Linked DNA regions of Homo sapiens: region 1 is linked to region 2. The links are chromatin contacts, found by Hi-C or POLR2A ChIA-PET in ENCODE. All regions are on one chromosome and are shown on one strand. The core of a region is the stretch at or near the end of the contact, and the rest is flanking DNA. Distances in the headings are between cores, read along the strand shown. Region 1 overlaps TMEM45A (transmembrane protein 45A). Region 2 holds the start of ADGRG7 (adhesion G protein-coupled receptor G7).

Region 1 (3,179 bases), core at 487-2,986, 48 kb after region 2:
ATGTGAAGACATAGGAAAACAAAGAAATACAGGAAGAATATCTTGTGATAATAAAGGCAGAGAATGAAGTCTTGCTGCCACAAGCCAAGGAATGCCAAGGATGGCTGGCAGTTGGCTAGGAGATCAGCATGGGACAGATTCTCCCTCTGGACCCCAAGAAAAAACCAACCCTGCCAACACCTTGATTTCAGATTTCTGGTCTCCAGAAGAGTAAAAGAATAAATTTCTCTTGTAAGTCACCCAATTTGTAGGGATCTGTTACTACAGCCCTAGGAAACTAATACAACAGTTGAGTTCAAAATAAGCAAAAGGGTATCACTTGCCCTAAACCTTAAGCCTAGACACATTGGTGACTCTCTTCCATCTTTCACCTTCTTCTGGAAGCTTCCTCTGCTCCCCTTCCTCTGAAATTAGCAGCCCTCTCCCCAGGACAGCATGCATTGTCAAGTTATAGCATATATTTTTCCCAATAACCCCATGAGATATTATTAATATTTCTATTTTACAGTTGGGGTAGTAAGCCTAATGGCACAGAACATATTATCTATGGTGATTCATATAGTTAGTGTGGTAAAGCTAGCATACAGATTCAGGTTGGTCTAAACTGCAGGCCCAGGGACTTGTCACTGCATGCCACATTCATAATTGCTTTTTGAAGCCTCCAAAATAAAATCTCAAGTCACCTCCATTAGGCATCATTAATTCTACCAAACTTTTTGCTGTTTACATCAGGAGAAGAGAAACTTGGAGCCCCTCCCGTCGCCAATCTCTTTAGCAGCCCCAGAGCCTAATGCTGAAAGCTAAAGATTTGACTGAGGCCACTGAACAGAGTTAACTGATGTGACTACAGTGAAAGCCATAGAAACATTCCATAGTCATTCTAGGCCAAACACGAATAAATTAGGAAAGCTGAAAGCCCAAACTAAGGCTAGAAACTGCCACAACTCATTAAATCCTCCTTTAAATACAGAAACCACACTTTTATTTGTCGTCTTAATTTATTTCCTTATATAAAATTCCAAAAAAAAACCTCAATCTGCAAAAAAAAAAAGTTTTTCTTGCTGTAACTTGTATGCCATTCCTGAACATCTGGTTTCGACTAGTTTAAGCTTCATTAGTATCACATTTCAAATTTAAATAATTATCTTCTCTAATAGGCAATAAGCCTGGGGCCAATTTCCTATAACGAAGTCTGAATTTCCTGTTGTTATCTGATTATCCAATCATTTATTTCAACACTAAAAGCCTAAGCAAATGTTTGATCTGCTGCCGCATCAGACCTCAAACCATTACTGCTTAGTTGGGCCTTTTTGTCATTTAAAAATGAACTTTCGTCCTTCATAAAGGCAAAACAAAGGCTGAGCTTTCGTTTGGGCTCAGGATCTGTGCAGTGATGGGAGGAATCTCTGGGGGGACTAGTGGAGCTGGGAGATGCAGTGGAAGCAACTGTCCTAAAAAACAAGAAGCAAAGACAGCAGGAGCACCTTCCTCATTCCCTGATTGTCCCTGCACCTGGGCGGTGAGGATGACTGGAGGGAGCTTGGGAATGAGAAGTTGCAAAGGGAGCTTTTGAAATATTCTCCCACACAGAGACACAGGGAAAACATGATTCATAGTATAAAGGGGCTTGCAGGATTTTTTTTTCTTTTTTAAATTGCATGATGTGGCTAGGTTATTGAGAAAGCATTTTTGACTGTGATGTGGTTCAGGAAAGAAAGCATTGCTAATAAGTTGGAAGGGAAATTCCCTCTCCATTTACGTATTACCCAATCATTTATATGTGTGTGATAAAAAAGTGGCCAATCTGAGTATTGGTTTCCTTCAATTCACATCTCCATACTTACGGTTCCAAGAGTCTAGGTGGATGTTTTATCTAATCCCTCTATACACAGTTCATGCACAAGTATTAACATATTAACCATTTATGGAGAAGTAGTGAGAAAAAAATATGGTAATATGGTGAAAAGCAAGTCACGACATAATATTGTTAGCTTAAGACAGCGTTTTGCTGTAAACATTCATATGCCACACTTACCGACTGGAAGCATAATATATTCACCTAAGTTTCTAGACAGTTTTGTTTCAGAGGGGTGCAGTAGTGGGAATGTCACTATGGCTAAACCTTCATTTCCTGCCAGTGTGTGTGTTTGCGCTGGTATTAAATGTTCATTTTTCTTTAAAGCTGCGGACATTATTTAGGCTGACCACCAGGAAGAAGGAAACAGTCTAGTCTAGACATATTGGTAGATGAAAAATTTTCTAAATAATCACGGATTTATGCCCAAAGACATTAATCTCTTCCTTAGAAAAGCTTTTGGGGGAAATATGAAAACATTTATCTGCCAAAAGGGGCAACACTAAGCCAACCTATTCCCAGTTGAGGTATAACCCACAGCTTCCTCCTTCAGATCCTAGACATTAATTAGTCATTATTAACTGAACACTAATTAATTTCATTAATTCTGCTCTTATGTTTATAATTCCGCTCTCTTGGGGTTTCCCCTCTTGTCCTGCCTTTCTTTATTTGAATATTTCGCTTTTTAACAAACTTGATCTAGTAAATATATGAGGACTCCTAAACCAAACAGAGGATATACTTTCCTTTGACTACATGGATCATTTACAACCACTGACACTGGGCCGTATTCCAAAGGAAGTCTCAACACATTACAAAGAGAATACATTCCCTGACCGTAAAACAATTACATTAGAAATAAATAATAAGAAAAAAAGAATATTTTTGGAAACTTAAAAGTGTACTCCTAAATAACTCATAAATTAAAGAGAGAAGCACATGGAAATAACATTCAAAATTACCCAACAGTGAAAACTACATCAACACATCAAAAAAACTACAAACTAACACATCAAATCTTACAGAAGGCAGCTCTAGCAGTGTGCAGACAAATGTATTTGTTTAAATGCATTTATTTTAAAACAAGAAAGACTGAAAATAAATGAGATCAGCATCTAACTCAAAAAAAAAAAAAGAGAGAGAGAGAGAAGCAGAAAACAGCCTTACAACAAAGCAAAAAATGAACATAAGAAGAAATGGACAAATCCAGACCTGTAATATAAAACTTCAACAGACTTCTATTAGAAAGTGAGAGATCAATCAGATGAAAAACCATTAGGAATATAGAATATATAAAAAAACACAATCAAAGAGTCCCAAAAGC
Region 2 (2,892 bases), core at 231-2,730:
CTATTTTTGTTCTGGTAAATTTTCTCATTCTAGTTCTCTAAATACTATCGATACAGTATTCTCTAAATACTGGTTAGGGCGGTGGGGTAGGGGGAGGACAAATCCATCCCCAGCTACCACTCCATCAGCAGCCAGTATGTCAGATCCCTCTGTTGGTCTTCAACACTGGATCTTTGCAGCCATGCTCCATGCTCCTGCTAGCTCCCCAACCTTCTGTCCTCCCCAGTTACCTGCTCAGAGGGCATACTGCCTCTCCTGCTGCCTTTCCCGATCGGCATTATTTACCCTTATTTATTGTTTCATTAGAAGCTTTCTCTGATTTTCACGAAAGGGAGTATGTAGCCCATCCAACATTGAATTCCTTTACGGAGAAGCTCTACAGCCCAAGGGATCCAGCATTAGGATCATTGAAATTTCGCGTTCTGAGTTCCAGCGGGCTTTTCTTTAACATCATTGTTTTACTCACTACTTCCCCTCCCACGTCCTCCTTTTCCAGGCCAGCTCTGGCACACAGCGGGGGACTAACAAATGTTCGTTGAATAATCAGGAAAGTCATTTAAAAATGGTTTTTAAATTTTTGATTAGTTTCCTACATCTGGAAAGTGGGAAATTTGTATGCAAACCATGAGATCATTTCACTTAAACCTTAGTGATGAGTTTCTTTAACTTCTCTCTTAAAATGAAATTCCATTCTGTGTATGTTTGATTGTATGTGTGTTATGCATGTGTGTGTATGTGTTTGATGCATGTGTGTGTCCTTGTTCATAACGATTTACCCTTTCCTGAATTTAGCCAAACAGACCTAAATGTGTGTTACTAATCGTTTTAATTATTACTCTTCTACCAATTCAGTCTGGAGTTAAAAGAGCATAAAGAGGCCAATTCAATTATGTCACTCTTCCCCCTGCCCACTCACACCCACACCTATTCATTTCTATTCAACCATCTGCTAGGCTTAACTGACTTGGTCTTTTATATCCCATAAATGGCACCTTGGTGGAATGCCTCAGACTGGACAAGGTACCTCCCAGTACTTGTGCACCAGGTGGCAGGGACAGAGGTCCCATACCTTCTCTTACTCTGAGTTAAACATAGCAGGACAACATTACCTCTTTGGATCCTGATCACAATCCTCCAGATGCCCAGTCCCAAAATGATGCCAGTCAGTAGTCCACACACGACAGCCACCAGCACCCTAAGGTTCCAGGCACGGCAGGAAGCCATGGTGAAGCCAAACCACAAATCCACTCCTGGGTGAGAAATAACTAGCTTCTTTTCTTCTTGAGCTAAAAAGTTTAATCGGAAACTATTCTAAAACAGAAAAACAAGTCCTCCCCTCAGTGATCTGTCAGATGGATGTCTTTGTATTTTAGGACTTTTGAGGCTAATCCAGTAGGATGCAGTTTGAATCTCCTAATAAAAGGTGCATACTCTGCTTTCAATTTCCTCATCCTTCACTCAAGGAGAACATGAAAAAAGTGATTAGAGTTATGGGAATAGGGAGATAACTCAGGGCAATAAAGAAGAAGGGGAGGGACTAGCCACAAGGGTCAAAGAGTGAATGCCCAGACAAGCCACAGAGTGAAGGAAGGGAACAAAATAGAAGAAACCAAAGAGGAAATCACAAAGGCAGTGGTTGCCAGTAGTCACCTATGGCTCGGCTTCCTGTATTTTTGTCTTGGGAGGGTACAGCAGAGATAGACTGGCAGGTGCTTCAGACCACACAAAACACTCTCTCGGGGAAATGAACTAGGTTGTCAATAAGAGGATAAATGGCAATCACCACACATGGTTTTTAGCGCTTGCATTTCTTTAAGGAGCCTACATTTTGACAGATGCAGTTGGTGAGTGTGCATACTGGCACAGGCTGGGTCTTGACAAGCACTAAAGCCCAGCATGATAACCCACCTGCTATGGGCTGAATTGTGTCCCCTCCAACATTCATATGTTGGAGTCCTAACCTTCGGTACCTCAGAATGAGGCCTCACATGGAGATGTGGTTACTGCAGAGGTGATCGAGTTAAAACGAGTTTGTTAGGGTGGTCACTAATCAATATGGCTGGTGTCCTCATAAGAAGAAGAAATCTGAACACAGACATGAATACAGAAAGATGATCTGAAGAGACAGAGAGAGAAGACGGCCATCTACAAGAGAGAGTCCTCAGAAGGAACTGGCTCTGCTGACACCTTGACTTGACTTCTAGCCACCCAAACTGTAAGACAACAAATTTATGTTGTTTAAGCCACCCAGTTTGTGGTACTTTATTAGAGCAGCCCTGGGAAACTAATACATCATCAGAGTAACTACAAACTGGTGTCTCTCTATAGATGCAGCTCTGACCCTCTCCTGCCCAGGCTCCCATGTTCTCCTTCCCTACCCTCTACCCTTACAGGGAAGAACAGATACATGAACATTCACCTCCTCAATCACAGTTTTGTTTTGGTAGAGAGAACAGATGCTCTGGTCTTCTCTGGACACTCCCTTGCTTCATCAAATCCATATTAAATGCCTTTAATGTGTTTGAATTGGTACAAGACATGAACAGGGTCCTCAAAGAACTCATAATTTCTCAGGGGTGAGATACCTAGATATAGCCACCTATAAGGCAAGTCATAACTGCTAAAATAAAAGATCATCATATTTAATTATTATGGAGTGCAGGTGCTCCTTGACTTACAATAAGATTACATCCCAATAAATCCACCTTAAGTTAAAAAATATCTTAAGTCAAAACGCATTAAATATACACCTAACCTGCTGAACATCCTTGCTTAGGCTAGCCTACCTTAAATGTGCCCAAAACACATACAATAGCATAAAATTGGGCAAAATCATCTATCACAAAGCCTATTTTATAATAAAGTGGCGAATATCCCATGTGATATATTGAA

Evidence for each region. Hi-C counts contacts between places; a loop is a spot of excess contacts on that map. ChIA-PET counts read pairs that join two places held with the same protein, here RNA polymerase II (POLR2A). Pooled maps may share reads with other maps.
Region 1: a map of A673 shows a loop between it and region 2 (7-fold over the local background). The contact joins the enhancer-like site here to the promoter of ADGRG7 in region 2. A Hi-C loop is called at or near these places in 2 of 168 maps with a recorded cell type or tissue (A673 and dorsolateral prefrontal cortex) and 2 of 50 pooled maps. POLR2A ChIA-PET finds 5 or more read pairs at or near these places in 2 of 52 experiments (PC-9 and activated CD4-positive, alpha-beta T cell).

Annotation. Positions count from the first base shown.
Region 1 is chr3:100,560,073-100,563,251 of GRCh38, reverse strand. The region is part of intron 4 of TMEM45A (transmembrane protein 45A); the gene reads right to left. Among named protein-coding and RNA genes, the nearest start is that of ADGRG7, 48 kb to the left of the region's middle. RefSeq lists an enhancer at 762-1,626. Within about 2 kb of position 1,736, at least 2 of the 41 ENCODE cell types and tissues checked have a DNase peak (open chromatin) inside an H3K27ac peak, as active enhancers do; they include A673, where a contact is called at or near this core.
Region 2 is chr3:100,608,189-100,611,080 of GRCh38, reverse strand. It overlaps ADGRG7 (adhesion G protein-coupled receptor G7), which reads right to left and starts at 1,480. Exons shown (of 16, transcript NM_032787.3): 1 at 1,110-1,480. The coding sequence starts at 1,224.